2 separate regions of the Homo sapiens genome follow, and region 2 is linked to region 1. The links are chromatin contacts, found by Hi-C or POLR2A ChIA-PET in ENCODE. All regions are on one chromosome and are shown on one strand. Each heading gives the region's core, a stretch centred on a gene start or an enhancer-like site at or near the end of the contact. The rest is flanking DNA. Distances are from core to core; before and after follow the strand shown.

Region 1 (7,943 bases), core at 1,746-4,245:
TCTTCTCCGCTTGAGGCAGACACATACCTTTATGGGAAGTTATAAATAAGTTGCTCACATGGCCCTTACCTTTATGCTGGCCAACAATTCAGTTACTAAAAATGTAAAGCTACTTCCCCTTCACTTAAGGACAGGCAATTCTGCTCTACTCAATCTACCACAGACAACTGGGCTGTGTACTATTTATAGATTCCACTGGCTCTGAAACTCTTCGGAAAGAAAAAAAAGGCCATATTCCAGTGAAACAGAGCCATTAATTTTAAGGCTTAAAAAAATAATGTTTCAATATATATTCTCCTCTTAATTTAGACATCACTTGTGCCAATTCAGACTGCTTTTCCTCCTGTTATTATCCAAGTAATAATTTACGAAAAGGCACTTTAGCATAGATGAATCTAGAATATTCTAAACTTTCACTGGGCTCCAAGGTAAAATGGCTGTTACTATGGTGAAAGCGTAGGTTTTATTGGGAAATAGAAGATTGTCTCTACTTTTATACACACAGGTACTTCCAAAAAGCCATAAAGACTTCTAAACTTTTTATTTAAATAATCCTTTATGAATTTTAACATCTACTGTTTTCACAATAGTGGAATTTAGAAAATAAATGCTTTATATCTCATATCTGGGAAGAGTTAAGAATTTGAGAAGTCAAACTGATCCAATAGTTTCCTGGTCACATGAGAGAAAAGCAGTCTATATTTTCTAATCTTACAATTAAAAAATTCTGCAAACTAAGGTAATCAGCTTCTTCACTATTTTCAAACCTCTTGCAGACAGCCACTAAACCAGGTAGTTAATCAAAAGCATCTTAAATAGGCCAGACTCGGCGGCTCACGTCTGTAATCCCAGCACTTTGGGAGGCTGAGGTAGGTGGACCACTTGAGGTCAGAAGTTCAAGACCAGCCTGGGCAACATGGTGAAACCCCACCTCTACTAAAAATACAAAATATTAGCTGGGCGTGGTCTGTAGTCCCAGCTACTCAGGACGCTGAGGCAGGAGAATGGCTTGAACCCAGGAGGGGGAGGTTGCAGTCAGCAGAGATCACACCACTTCACTCCATCCTGGGTGACAGTGAGAGACTCTGTCTCCAAAATAAGTAAATAAATATATCCTAACTATATTCTGAGAGTTGTTATTAAGTTCACTCAGTATAATGTTGCGAGGAGGGAAAAAGGTTCCATAGCCTAGAAACCACCTGATTTAGGGACCAGACTTCTGCGGGTTAAAGTCATAGCAGGGCTGCTGAAAGGGCCAATACAATGACCCCTGGTGAGGCTGCGCCTGTTGCTCCAGCCACTCCATTGCCATGGTCAACATCCTGACCTGGGCTCTCATCTTCTTCAGGACCAGCAAATTAAAGCCTCCAAAAGGTCCCTCTCTCCTCATCCTAATCTACCTTAACAATGTTCCCAGGTAGACTTTCTAAACCCTCCCACAGCTCCCTGCTGCCTATCAAATGAAGTGTAAACTACTAGGTATCAACAGAAATCCTGTACAACTACTTTTATCAGCCCACTTATTCAAGCACCTTAAGATCTGAACTACTCCTTGTCCCTCAAACAGTCCAGTACCTTCACTCTTCTAGCTTTGTTTATGCAGTCCCATCTCCCTTATTCAAGGCTCCATCCAAACCCACCCCATCTCCATTTCAGGGGTTTGTACAAACTAAGCATTGAAAAAGCAAAGGGCAAGAACAGTTTCTTAAAAATTGGAGACTGAAAGAGCAAATCCCTCCCTAAATGTGTACAAACTAGGTAACTTTTTTTTTTTTTTTTACTTTTTACAAATACATTTAAACTATAAATTGGAAACACAAATAATCATGAGTGGCTCTAACTTGTTTTTCTATCCCACCAAGTATTTCAAACCAGAAGTAATTATGAAAGCATATTTTCAAGTTTTGACGCACTCCATCAGCCACCCTCACCCACTGAAATCTAAATTCCTATTATATGGTAAAAGGAAACCATCTACCTTTGTGAAAAGTTGTGTATTTTTATTTCAACAATCTATCACACTAACTACAAAACCCTGGAAGACAAGACAAATCCAAGCCTCTGGCCAGCAGGGTTATGGATATGGGCATGTGGAATTTGGGTCCAACTTCAGGAAAATGGCAAAATCAAAGGTAAATGCAGGAAAATTAAACAGATCTTGAAGAAGGCATTTAGAAGCACATCATGATTAAGTCGTGGATCACCAGTGATCTTCATACTAACTAGAAAAGTTTAGGCAAACAGAAACGATAACATCTCTTAAAAGAATCATGGCTAGAGGCAAAGACAAGCTTATCTCTCAGGCTGGAAAGGTCCAGCCTAAACAGAGTGAACTTGGTCTCTACACTTATTTGCAACTAGAAGCTTTGAATACCCTGAGTATTCAAACACAGCACACCAGGACAGAATCAGCCCAGTACAAAGGCCTTCCTTCTGACCACATCAAACCTCTCCCTAAATGCCAAGTTACAGATGAACAGAAGACATTTGTCTCTAAAGTTTTAGAGCCAAACATACAAAACACAAACAAACAAACAAAAAACAAAACCAGGCATCACAACCTTTACCACACCATCCTTTGGGGAACTTGCAGCAGGGACAAAAGCACTCCAAAATTGGTGAAATAAGTCATATGAGCTTATAGATGACAGCTGGGTAGGCAGTCAAAGGGATCATCTGCCCGACACACACCATTCCTATAGCAAATGCTTTATCTTTCCCATTCAAATCACTAAGTGGTATTTTCAGGATATGTTTGTGGTTTCACTTAATTAAGCAAGAGAATAGTCAACCAAGTGCTAAAATCACAAGGCTAACAATGTCAGTTACAGGAACAAGCCATTAGTTTGTTTTCTTTAACTCTCTTTGCTTTGTGATTCCTAAAATAAAGGTTTGTAGCTTTAAATGTCAAAGGATTTATTCAATCTAGAATCCTTGTCAATTCTCCAGCCCACCCACATACCATGTTAGCTGTCTCACTAGCTCTACGAATTCCTCAAACCCACATTTTCAGCCTTGGGGCTAACAACGGCCCAAGAACTTGCAGAGACAATGCACTGAACAGCTGCACGCGTCATAAGGAGAATGTTCTTTGGCAGCAAACACTAACGTTTTTCTGTCTCTTGGCCCTTTATGACTTCTACGGACAAAGTACACAGTCTCCTTCATGCCAGTCTTTCTGAGGTTTTGTAGTTTCAGAGCTGGCAGGTTCAAAAGCTTTGAGGTTAGAGAGGTAAGATAATGAGTTTAGGGTCCCAAGTCCTTCTCTTCAGTCTAAGTCCATTACAGGTATCCAGTTTGAGCAATGGGAAAGTAAAGATCTGGCGAAAAAGATCTGCTTAAGTTTCATGTTTTGTTCATTCATCCATTCAACGAACATCTCCATGCAGCTCCCACGAATTCAGGAGAGTCCTGAGGTACAGCAATGAAGAAGCATCTTGGAGTGCTGATTTGCTGTGGATGGTGTGTGCAGAACATATACAAGTATGAACACATAGAAGAAAACAGTACATCAGCAATAAGTAAGAGTGCTGTGGAATACATATAGAGAAGAATAAGGGGGGTTGAAAATGTGGAGATGAAGACGGGTAGTTTCCAGCATTAAACAAGCAGGCCTCAATGAAAAGGTGAGCTTTGAACCAAGGTTTGAAGGAGATATGGGCTGGCTGCTGTGATAGGAAGAAAAATCCCCTTCCCCTCAATGTCTACATCCTACTCCCAGAAGTGTGAATATGTTATGTTACATGACAAGGGGGAATTAAGATTGTAGAATTAAAGCTGCTAATCAGCTCACCTTGAGAAAGGGAGATTATCCTTGGTTACTGAGGTGGGCCTAAGGTAATTACAAGGTTCCTTATAAGTGAAAGAGGAAGGTGAGACTGTCAGGGTGATGAAGCATGAGAAGAAATCGAAAGGACATTGCTGGCTTTAAATGGGGCCACCAGCCAAGGAATATAAGCAGCCTCTAGGAGCTGCAAAAGGCAAGGAAACAATCTCTCATAAAGACTCTGGGAGGAATGCAGCCCTGCCAACACTTTAATCTTAGCCCACTGAGAACCACTTTGGACTTCTGATGTTCTTCGGAATTTTAAGACAATAAATCTTGTATTGTTTTAAGCCAGTAAATTTAAAGTAATTTGTTAGAGGTCTAACAGGAAGTAAAGACAGCCCCCATGGAGATATCTAGAAGAAAAGATTCTAGGCAGAGACCTGCCAGTGCAAAGCTTGTCTGCTGTGCAGAATGACAAGGAGATAACAGGGAGAGTAGGAGGAGATGAGTCTAAGAGGTAATGAGGCCGGAACACATAGGGCCTTGAAGGCCACCATAACAAAAAAGGAAACTATAAAAGGTTTTCAGCAAAAGAGTAGCATGTGGCTACTGTGAAAATAAATTGTGTGTGGGTGTGCAGGAAGACTCAGTGAGTTTGGAAACAGACCAGTCAAGAAGCAACTGCAGCAATTCAGGTGCAGGATGACAGTGACTCCCACCAGGGTGAAGTTGGGGAGAAGTCATCAGATTCTGGATATACCCAGAAGAAAACACATTATTAAGGTGCTACATTTTAATTACATCAGTACACTGTTGAAATCCATTGTCAAAAAACTGGTTTAGATACTAACTGCTCACATTCCTACAAACCACCAAAACATTTACTATGCTCTGGACACTAAGAACACAAGATGAATAAGCAAAGGAAGAGATTTTATGGACAGTTGTGCCTTAAAAGAAAATAAGGATATATATATAAATCTATATATAGATATATATAGGAAACCCAACATACAAAAATTTTGACTTTATAAATATTAAATCCAGAGTTATTCACTTTATGGTTGGATATTCACTATTCACTTTATATTTGCTACTAAATGAATCCACTGCCAGCTTCTTAAAGAATCAACTGATTCATTTAGGAGCAAATATAAAATCACAAATCAGTAGCTTAAAACATGCAACTACTACTAAACATAGTATATCAGAAAATTGATTTGTAATCTATGTGAGCCCCCTTAAAACTTTCAGAATTCAAAGTAAAATAGCTCAAAGCTCTCCCCAAAAGTTTAAAAACAAAGTGGATGAAGATTAGATTAAGTCACATTTTGTAAAATGGGAGTAAACTTTAAAATCTGTATTTTTCAACAGGGTCATTTATATACCTCTACAATAGTAAAGGTTAAGCCATGAGATAACTCTGTCTTGGTTATAGGCTGGAATACACTAAATCATTACCTTCTGGTGATGAATCATTCCAACCCCATTCTTTCATTCCAACCTAAGTGGACCCAATTAATTTCCATGCCATTATTTGGCAATAGAATCTAAAAAGGGATATGAGTACAACAAGAATAAAATCAACTACTCCCTCAGTTTTGTGGCAGAGGTTTTGTTTGGTATAGGCAGATTAATCTGAATTGCTAAATTAAGACAGTTAACATAGTAATCAACACAGAAATTGGATTAACTTCACATTCTTCTACAAAAGTCACAGCTATCAGGAACCCCCTCAGGGTAGTACAAATTGTGAAAGGCTGATTGGAAATCCTCAAATTAATCCCAGTAGTTGAGTGTTTTCATTAGGTAGGTTAAAAACATAGCTCCTCTGTTGGATACAGACACTAAAATACTCTGTCATGTACAAACTCCAAAGCAGAAAGAATGACTAATCTTAAAGGGAAAATAAAAGACAAGGAAGGTTTATGGACAAAAATAATGTTTTTTAACTCACAAATGTTATAAAGGCCACAACACTCCTCCTGGCCAGTGAGGTTAACATTTTATTTTTCACTGTTATTTAGCAGGACTTAGAGATAGAAAACCAAATGCTACACTGTTTAACCTCAAGCAGCTTACACCAAAAAAAAAAAAAAAAAAAAAAAGGCATCTAAAATGTCAACCAACAAGATTTATTTCCTTAGTAACATTAGGAGGCTACAAATAAAGGGATGCCATCCCAGGGCACATAAATATCTTAGAATTCATTGATGTATTGTGGAGAGCAAAACAAGGAGTCTAAAAACCTTGATCAATACAGACAGCTTCCTTCTGCTCTGAACTGTGGATCATCTCAATTACTGGTATTCACCTATGAAATGTGTTTTTCTTTTCTGTTGATGTGTAACGTCCTGAGATTCCCAAGACATGTATACTTGTGATTTAGAGACACAACTATGTTTTATTTACTATGGAAATTTGAGGCATCTTAAAAAAACAAGATTCACACCCTAAGATAGTAACTTTATTTCCTTTGGTCCACCTCTGCCTCTTGCTCCCCCAAAGACAGCTTTCTTTAAAAACCGACATCCCAGCTAGAACAAAACACACCTAGGTACATCTGTGACTTTTTATGGTAATTAAGTTCCTGGTTATTTACTACATTTCAAGAAAAAAAAGTGGGGGAGGGGGAGAATTTACATTCAATGCAAGTGTTATTTTTATTCAGTGATTCCAAAGTGAGGAAAGGGTTGCTAAGGGCGAGAAGTATCTCAAGGAAATGTCTTGTTAATCTGCTACATAAGAATGTATATAAGAGTTAATAATGTTTTTCAAAAAAGTTAATGCTAGACACTATAGAACAGGTAAGGCCCTTCTTAGCCTCAGACCTTATCCACTTATATCCACATCAGGCACATACACCCAATTTCGAACAACCCCCTAACAGAGAAAGGGGTCAATATGCTTAGATTGATGACCTCACCATCTCACCCAGCATAGAGCTTCCTCTTACTCCTACTTTTGTCAGACTTCCCGCTTTGCAAGTTGTCTTAGTATCATTCAAGTAAAGCACATTTGAAACGAACGCTTAAGGATCTCAAAAAGTAGGTGGGGCAAGTACCCCCATGTTACAGATGAAAAATGAAGCAAGTGTATGAGCATATATGTATATGTATAACCTGTATATACATTATACACACATATTCCCAAGTGTTGATGAGAAACATCTATCCCCCACAGGCTGAAGAGGAGAAGGGAGCACATACGCAATTACAGGCTACATTTTAACAGGAAATTATTCTTAAGACTCAAATCACAAAAGCATTAGCCTTTGAATTATTTCCACTCTAGGAAGGAAAAGAGCAGGTAAAGGGGTCTGTTCTCTTTAAAAGCTTTAATTACATATACATATTTTGTCTGATAATGTCAAAGCACTTTACAAACTCTAAGGTGCCAAGTGAACAGAGGGTATTATCATTATTGCTGGACAAAACAAGATGTCTCTTAAAATGTTAGCATAGAAAATTTGCTTATCTGGGCCTGGCGCAGTGGCTCACACTTCTAATCCCTGCACTTTGGGAGGCCGAGGCGGGCAGATCACGAGGTCAGGATATCGAGACCACCCTGGCTAACACGGTGAAACCCCATCTCTATTAAAAATACAAAAAATTAGCCGGACTTGGTGGCGGGCGCCTGTAGTCCCAGCTACACGGGAGGCTGAGGCAGGACAATGGCATGAACCCAGGAGGCAGAGCTTGCAGTGAGTCTAGATCGCACCACTGCACCCCAAGCCTGGGCAAAAGTGCGAGAGACTCCATCTCAAAAAAAAAAAAAAAAAAAAAAAAAGAAAGAAAGAAAGAAAGAAAATTTGCTTATCTGTCTTTTGGATTAAGCCTGTCAGTTTTTCTTCCCCCCACATCTAAATGGACAGCAAGGCTGCAGAGTCGTGTTGGGAGCCTTTTAACATGGAAAGGAAAGACTGTGGACAGAAAGTACAGTATGCAGACTTTTCCTAATCATGACTGTTAATTCCTGTCCTGGACTGCTGAAGCAGATGCTATGTTAAACTACATTTAGCACAGTCACAAACGGTGACTAAGGAAGTTAAAAATTTTTACTTGCAATGCTGCAATTTTTAACCCCAGACCTCCAAAGACTATGTTTAAATATACAGAGTACTAACAGCCCAAGTACTTCACATTAGAATTACAGCCTTGCCTATTTTAATTTA
Region 2 (7,943 bases), core at 1,668-4,167, 57 kb after region 1:
TGTCAATCCAAACCTAAAACTCTTAGAATGCCCTACGCCCTACTTCCTGACGCTGACTAAATTATGGGAGAGCTCTCAGAAGAGTTCCCCAAGTCTTCCAAACCACTTCTTCCTACAACCGTAGCGTTTTTTGTGAAGAGCTCCAGAACAGGTTAGCTTTATGAAGCGGGGTGCCCAAGCACTTGGTTAAAAGAGGGAACGGGGAAGAAGTGCCTGCTGTAAGACACATTCAGGCAATGACAGCAATAAGTAAGGGCGAGAGTTAAAAAATAAAATGTTAACCCCATAACAACTTCGAAACTCTCAACATATTTTTTTGCGGGCTTATCTGTTCATAGTCTGACAAATCTTTCAGATGTCCCATTTAAGAAGCCATTTTACAAGGAAGTCTTAAGGCCCAAACACATTTCCTACCCTTCTGTTCCCCAAAACACGAACACCCTTTTTCTGACCTTTAGAAACTGATTTTCAATTTGGAAAATAATTTCTTTAGTTACTATTGTCTGCTGTGTACTTTCTAAAAATTTTCATTGTAAGTCTACGTTTTATAGGTTGCAGTTAATAGTGTAGGCCTGGGAAATAAAACATTAATCTCCCTCCCACCCCCAGAGGATGGGTATAATAAATAGGGGTGCGGAGAACGGCTGAAGGTTTAGAATCTTAACCAACTGGAGTGTTTGTACATGAGAGGGGGAAGGGACAGAATCCGTGCATTTCGGGGAGAAAGTACAGAGACCTCCATCCCTGTCCAGCAGTGTTAACAGTAAATACTAAATGGTTGGCTATTTCTCTCACCCTCGCCATAATAAAACCAGACCTGCAGCCGGTAATTACGAGAAAATACCCAGTCTCGCCATCAGTTTTGCTAACCGGTACTTGAAAATGGGAAACGGGGAACTTATCCAACCTCCAATTTGTCACAGTTGTATAGCTTTCGTATTAATTCTGTACAGACGTGAAATAGGTGGGTACGTAGCAACGTGCTGGGCATAAATTAAGCAACAATGGCCACGCGAGGTCTCGTCCGCCGCGGAGCTCCAGTGGTGGGCACTGCCACCTTGCCATCCCTAGCCCCCACCGCCCTTCGCAGAGTCCAGTCCGGGAGGCTGACGGTGCGCTGGCTTTCCCAGCCGGTAGAGTGGGTGGGGTGAGGAGCAACGAGACGTTAACCCCAGCCGGCTTTGTAGCTTTTTCCCATCCTCTGCCTCTCGAGCACCACATGAGCGCTCTCACGCACACACTCACCCACACCCCCTCGTGCCAATAATTTAAACTTCTCTTAGGAAAGCCAGCAGCTTGTTCCACCACCACCACCCCTTCCGCCCTCCCCGGCCCACGAACATCCTCCCCCTTTCCCACATCTACCCTGGATCCTCTCTTTGGCAGTAGAAAGCCAAATGATTTCTCCTAAACCCTGAGAAATCACAAAAGTTAAAATGAAGCGTGTGCCTATCTGCCCAGCTTGTCATCCCCAACCATCTTTCTCCTGGCGTCAATTTAACAATAGCTATTCGAGGAAGTGGGGGCGGTAAGGAGGGGGTGAGGGCTACGTGGCCGAGTTGGCTCCTGGGGTGGCTGCGAAGCCTCGCGGCTGCAGAGGGGTTCCCCCTCTCCCCGAAGGCGAAGTCAGCCGCGTAGGACCAAGGACAGGGCTTGGAATCCACTTCCCAGCGCCCAGCACAGCGAGGCTCCCAAGCAGCCGGCACTTCATAGACACAGCTCCAAGGATCTTATTTACGCTTTTCTGAACAAAGGGAATCTCATATCCGGTACAGGCTTAAGAATTCAGCCCCAAATTGGCTATCTTCTTTTAAAACTGAATTATGATAATTGGAGTCCGTGAATCAGAGCCCGCATACAATGATGAGTTCTGACAGCTTCTAACAACCCTAGCCTCAGCCCAGCCCCAGCCCCAGCCCTCAGGCGGCATGTACTTTTTTCAGTCAACTACAACTCGCTGCCTGGTGCAGCATCTAAATTCCATCTGGCAATCCCATCTCCCCAGCACATGCTATCTGGTTAATGCAATTAAGCCTGTGGTTTTCGCTGGTCTAATCTGCCAGTCCAGGCTTCTGATTCCCCTTAATGATTGTAAAGCCTCTCCCGTCCTTCCGTTGCTGAGCCAAAGTAGAGGCATGCATCCCCAACACCCAAGTTATCACTCTCTCCCCACGAAATGAACTTCCGATCTCAATCTTGAAGCTCACTCCACATCTAACCTCCCATTGTACCCCTACTCCCCCCTGGCCACATTTACCACTTAAGTTTCTGCCATGGACATTTACGAATATTCAGTACGCTAAGCATGCGTCCACCGTCTTTTAGTCTAGCTCTTTAAAATTAAAAAAGCAGAACAGTAGCTTTGAAATGAGACAAACATGTGCAATTAACTTCATATTCTGTATTCCGCTCACTTACAGGTTTTCTGGGTTTGCCAGCGCATCGCTGCAACTAATGATTAAAGAAACCAAACCGAAACTTACCTTTCTCCCTTAAGGTTTTTGTGTATGTGTGTTTTTAAAGTAACGGTGCAGTTCTCCCAATAAGGATGAGCAAGAAGCTGCTGGATAGTTCTCTTAAGACAGCACGAAACCTAAACTGTGCTCGGCTTAAAAGAAGCAAATAAAAAGAAACGCTTTCGACCCCAAAGTCCAATGCTAAAAGAAATGGCGAAAAAAAATATGAAAGGGGAGGGGAAACTTAAAAAAGAGTTTAAAAAGACGGAGAGACTACCCTCCTATTGCCGTTCAACTAAACAAAAAGGGGCAAGAAAAACAAACCAAGGAACAAAGAAAAGAGACGAAAGAACGTTTTTTCAAAAAGACGATGTCTTTCTCCTTGTTGCTTTTTAGTAGGTCGCTACAGGAGTAAGCTGCTGCATCTCTAACTAAGAACAGAAATAGGGGGGAGGACGTCTTAAAAGGGAGGTGGACTGGACCACAGATTTATAGCACCGTATCACCAACCCCTTCTCTGCCTCCGCACTGCCGTGTGTGCAGCTGCTCTGCCAGGCTCCTATCCCGGGCAGCACGCGCGGAAGTATACGCCGAATCGCGCCACAACGTAACTTGCTCATCGCCCCAGGATCCTGATTGGTCCACACGCTTCCATTGAGGCCGCCCAGGCGGGGCCGCGTGAGACGATTGGCTATGGGCTTGTGTCACTCTCGAGAGCTCAATGGAGTCCCGTTTCAAGGTAAGTTGTGCGGGGAGGTACACTCTTAACACTGGCGGCGAAGGGAAATGCAAGAAGCAAAAAGAAATGTGGAGAGAGCAACGTGGGAGGGTTGGAACTGTACTATCAGAGTTTGCGATATGGCACGATCTCCTTTCCTCTTAAATCTTTCTGCTTCAGAAAGATTCATTTCCTTTGCCATCACTGCTGCATCTGTGGCATATTTCTTTATAACATTTAACTCTGTCCGGTATGTATGAGTCATTGAGAGCTCCCTCTCTTTGATCTGAGTGAAAGGGATGAATGTACATCCATTATTTGCCCGCATGCCTTTTTTCGATTTGTGTTCAGTACTGTATTTTGTATTAGATGTTAGGTAATTGTATGTCTTTATTTTAATATACGCATATTTCAGATTTATGTGTCCCCATGAACCCCTTTTTAAAGCATCCTTTTAAGATAAAGATGAAGTCAGAAATGCTCTCAAATAAAGCTGCACGGTTTGAATTGGCTTTCACTTCATGTTAGAATAGAAAAGTGTAGGATAAATATCCTATCCAGAAAAAGAGGTATTGAGTAGAGCTAAGGTCCTTCACTTCGAGGTGTCTAATGATTCTCAAAAAGAGCAGCTGTATATAAAACTGGAACAAGCCACTCCTCTGCATTTGCAGACAGGTACAGTCCTTGGACCACACATGTATTGCTGACAGCAAAGATAGTTGAACCTTTATCAGGGCTCTTTCTGTGAGGATTTAAGAAGTTTAACCAGAAGACCAAGTGCTATCAATGCTTCTGCTTCATAGAGGAAGACTACTTTATTACAACCCCATATTTTAACAGCATTCAGGAGACCAAAATACAGTTTTATGCATGATAATTGTTTCTTCCTCTAAGTGAAAGTGAGGTCCTCAGGATCGTCTGGATGTATAAGTAGACACAATATTCATTTGACCTACGTTCTTTTCCAGCCAGCATTTCTCTTTTCAATCTTGAAAGATAGCACCAACTTCCTAGACAGTTTTTACCATTCTTACCAGAATGTGTAAATGTAATGTACACATTACATTACACATGTAATGTGTCTTAACCAGAGGCACATGCCTTTTTGAAAGGGATTCCTTTACATATTTACAACTAGTCGCTATCTTTGAGAATGCCGGAAAAAGAAGACACAGGTAAGAGTTAGAGATTGCAAAAGGGTAGGGTGTCATGGAGGGGAATGGGACAGAAGATCCCAAAGCAAAATGACTTTGAAGTGAGGAATACAGTAAATCAGTGTTCTTTGAGAGTGTCCTTGAGTGTTGATAAATGATTAATGGTGAAAAACAGACCTGTTTATCTCCCGTGTAGCCTGTATAACAATATACGAGTTCTGTTACTTTGCATGACAATACCTGGGGCTTGAGAAAGAAGGCCTGAATCTATGTTATCTTATAATTAGTGTTTATAAAATCATGCCTTAACCTCCACCCCCAGTTTTTGTATAACAACCTCTGGAGTCTTAATTTCAACTTAAAACTATTCTCTAGACCTGGGTGAAACTCACAGCAAGAAGAAAGAAAAGCACTTTGAAGAAATGGAGTCAAGGGGGAAAAGGAAGACTCCACCCCATCTAGACTAGATGTATGAATAACAGAAGATTGGGTTTGTAGTCATCTTCCTTCAACCCCTCCCCTTGTCCCCAGCTCCATACAGAGAAATAACCTTTAAATGAATACAATTTGGGGAAAGTATAATACTGTTTGATTTCATCAGACTTACCTAGGCAGTGAATTGTCTTTCCTCCTTTTTACCATGCTCGTAGGTTAATATTGAATTAGTTGCATATGCCCATATAATTTCAGTACATTGAAGTAAATCTTTACCATTATAATTATATAAGTGCCTTCTAACTAGGTGGAAACTAATACTTTTTTTGGTGCATGTTTATATCCACAAAAAAAGACTTGTAGATAACTGTGATATCTGTAGATAACCCAAAATGATAGGGACAGGTGTGAAAAGCTGGGAGTGATATGGAGTAATAAAAATCTAGCATGTGTATTATGTAAAGAAATTACATGGAAAATAGTAAACTTGTTCATTCAAATGAAAAATGCTAAATTCTGTAGATTCAGTATTTATGGTTTTTTTTCAGCTTGGGCATAGTGACAAAATATTATTCAAAGTATTGTCATCCCTAACATGTTGTCTTTTTATGTAGGTGAGATGGACTTAAATTATTTAAAAAGTGAAAGTATCTTAAAATATTATTTTACTTCCTCATTAAAACAGATGTTTTTACATTTTAAAACTTTTAAATGGATAGATGTATTATAAGCAACATGTACTTTTTCAACTTTTAAAAATAAAAAATATTGATTACAGCCTCTTTAAAACAAGTGATATCTGGATGTAGATTTCACTTTGAAATTCATGTCTCATAGCTTGAAACATTAACAAATACATACTATCCTATGATTAATTAATGAAGCCTATGTGCAAACATCTCACTTAAGAATAAGCAAAAAATGCAATCAACCCCTTTTCACTCATAGTTTGGTAAAAGAATTATCCACAACATCTGAATTTGCATTAGAAAGTATTTAAAAGACATTTGAATATGATTAAGTTATATGAACTCTGACATATCTTCCAAGTTCCTGGCATTATTTTGAATTGCAGCAGAAAAGGGAGAGATGAAGGGAATGACTGCGAACTTGGAGCAAAAGTGTGAGGTGGATAAAGTTGCAAAAGAATAGTTCTCAAAACCGAAAAAGTCATGAATTTAATTATTTTACTGAAGTTTCTATATAAGAGAACATTTATTCATAAGAATATGCAAAGCTGTTGTGGAAAATGTCTTTTAGGATAAATAACTCCCTTACACTAGAGGTCCTGGGAGCAAGGGAAGGAGTGATTTTACATTTTGTAATAAAAGTTACTGTAAACTACTTGTAACGTTTTGTAAGTAAATAAAGAAGTTAAACTATTAAAATTAGTTTACAATGTTTGGCTTAAGGCAGTAATTTCCAACAGTAAACCTTCTTAGATGAATAAAAATGTTATGTGTTAGTATGGTGGAGTAGGGGGTTATGGTTCATACTATTGGAAATATGATAGTTTAATGTCTGCATGAGAAATACAGATATCATATATCTTGCTGATTACTCTTTTATTTATTCTTCCTAAAGTAGTATGTGGACTTGCCTTTCACCGAAAGGGGGGAAAAGTTGTGAAAATTGACACCAGTGTGAATTTATACCGTGGCAACCACGCAAGAGAAAGAGGCAGGAATTAGCACCATGGACAGAGACGAGCAGCCCTCAAATTAAGATTTGCAAAGCTTGAGACGGTGTTTTCTGTCCCTTTCTGTGAGACACGGAAACTGCGTGTCTTGGGAATGTTTTATTCCACGGGACTTTGCGGAAAAGACTGTCCTACTCCACAGAAACTCATTTATTTTGAATTAGGCTGGCATTTCTTAGGACTCAGCCATCATGACAAACTGTCAGGAGACTTAGAGCCCCGAACTCGCTGTGCACCTTCCACTGTCCTGTTTTACATACACTCCCTTGCCGGCGTGAGCTCGCCTTTCTTCAGAGTGTTCATGAAAAATAAATGCAAATCCAGGTAGTCTTCGAAAAGTCTGGTAAACCTGCTCCAGAGTTTTTAATCCTCGAATATCCCAGCTGGAATTGCAGCAAAAATGCCTGCCTGCTCACCCTTGCTCCCTCCCCCCGTTCTTCTCCCTGCTCCCTCCACCCCCTAGCAAAGGGGTAAAGCCTTTTACTGGAAGGTGAGTGACTCCCAAGACTATTTTGCGAAAGATTCTTTACATTGCAAACACTTTCGTTAGGGACAGTGCCAGGGGCGGCAGTGAGCGGGATCTCAAACATCCTTTACTTTCTCTTTACATTGTGTCTGTAAACTCCTGTTCAAGGGGGAAAGACTGTAAAGTAAGAGAGCACACTCAAGGAATATTCCCCCCGAATCCTGAGGTTGCTGTTTACACTTAAAGACACATGAATTGTTCATTTAAATGTTCTTTTAAAAAATGTAACTAGTGTCGCGGTAAATCTTTGAGACCAGCCTAGGTTGGTTCTCCCTTCCCAGCCCCCCACTTACACACACACACACACACACACACCTTTTTTTTTTTTTTCCTGGACCAATGTATGAGGTTCATTCTCCTTTAGATGATTTGCCTGCAGATATTCAGACTAAGATCTGTTGCACATGTCCCAGAGTGTCTAGGAAAATATATTTGCAGCCTCAGATCGACGATTATTTTATGTAGACGCTCCCACAAATGTCCCCAGATTTCCTTCCCCTCTTTTACTCAATAGCAACTTTTAGGAGGATAAACTCACGTTTTTCCTGAGCATAAAAAGGGAAAATCTAGGCGACTAGGCGAGGGTGAAGGAAAAAAAACCCCAAAAAACCCGGAGGTGAAAAAGGGCAAATCAGAGACTTATGTCCGTTTCTTTCAGGGATACTAACAGCCTTCTTTAAGCTTCCCCCTGGAGCCGATACATCTCATGCAAAATTAATACAAGCAATTAAAAATAACAGTTTCCAAAGTTAAAGGAAACCATCTGTCTCAGCTGATAGTAATCAGTCTTTTCTCTGGCCCCTTTACCGGGACCTGGGAAGAAACGGTTTTTATGCTTCCGATGCTCGGAGGCTCTTTCTTATATTGAAGATTTATGTTTCCACTTGTGTGCGATGCACGTCTAATTTGAAATAATAAAACCGGGCTGAGCAACCAGTCAATCAGAGCCATCCAG

Evidence for each region. A loop is a pair of places that touch in the nucleus more often than their neighbours do. ChIA-PET counts read pairs that join two places held with the same protein, here RNA polymerase II (POLR2A). Pooled maps may share reads with other maps.
Region 2: a loop to region 1 is called in a pooled map, with 2.8 times the contacts of the local background. The contact joins the promoter of ELAVL2 here to the enhancer-like site in region 1. A Hi-C loop is called at or near these places in 3 of 168 maps with a recorded cell type or tissue (MCF 10A, heart right ventricle and mammary epithelial cell) and 1 of 50 pooled maps. POLR2A ChIA-PET finds 5 or more read pairs at or near these places in 4 of 52 experiments (GM12878, HEK293, MCF 10A and 1 more).

What each region holds. Positions count from the first base shown.
Region 1 is chr9:23,766,681-23,774,623 of GRCh38, forward strand. The region is part of intron 1 of ELAVL2 (ELAV like RNA binding protein 2); the gene reads right to left. Among named protein-coding and RNA genes, the nearest start is that of ELAVL2, 56 kb to the right of the region's middle. Within about 2 kb of position 2,996, at least 2 of the 41 ENCODE cell types and tissues checked have a DNase peak (open chromatin) inside an H3K27ac peak, as active enhancers do; they include mammary epithelial cell, where a contact is called at or near this core.
Region 2 is chr9:23,823,323-23,831,265 of GRCh38, forward strand. It overlaps ELAVL2 (ELAV like RNA binding protein 2), which reads right to left and starts at 2,918. Exons shown (of 7, transcript NM_004432.5): 1 at 2,484-2,918. It overlaps LOC105375992 (a long non-coding RNA gene), which reads left to right and starts at 3,106. Exons shown (of 3, transcript XR_929519.3): 1 at 3,106-3,195; 2 at 4,704-4,818; 3 at 6,351-6,800.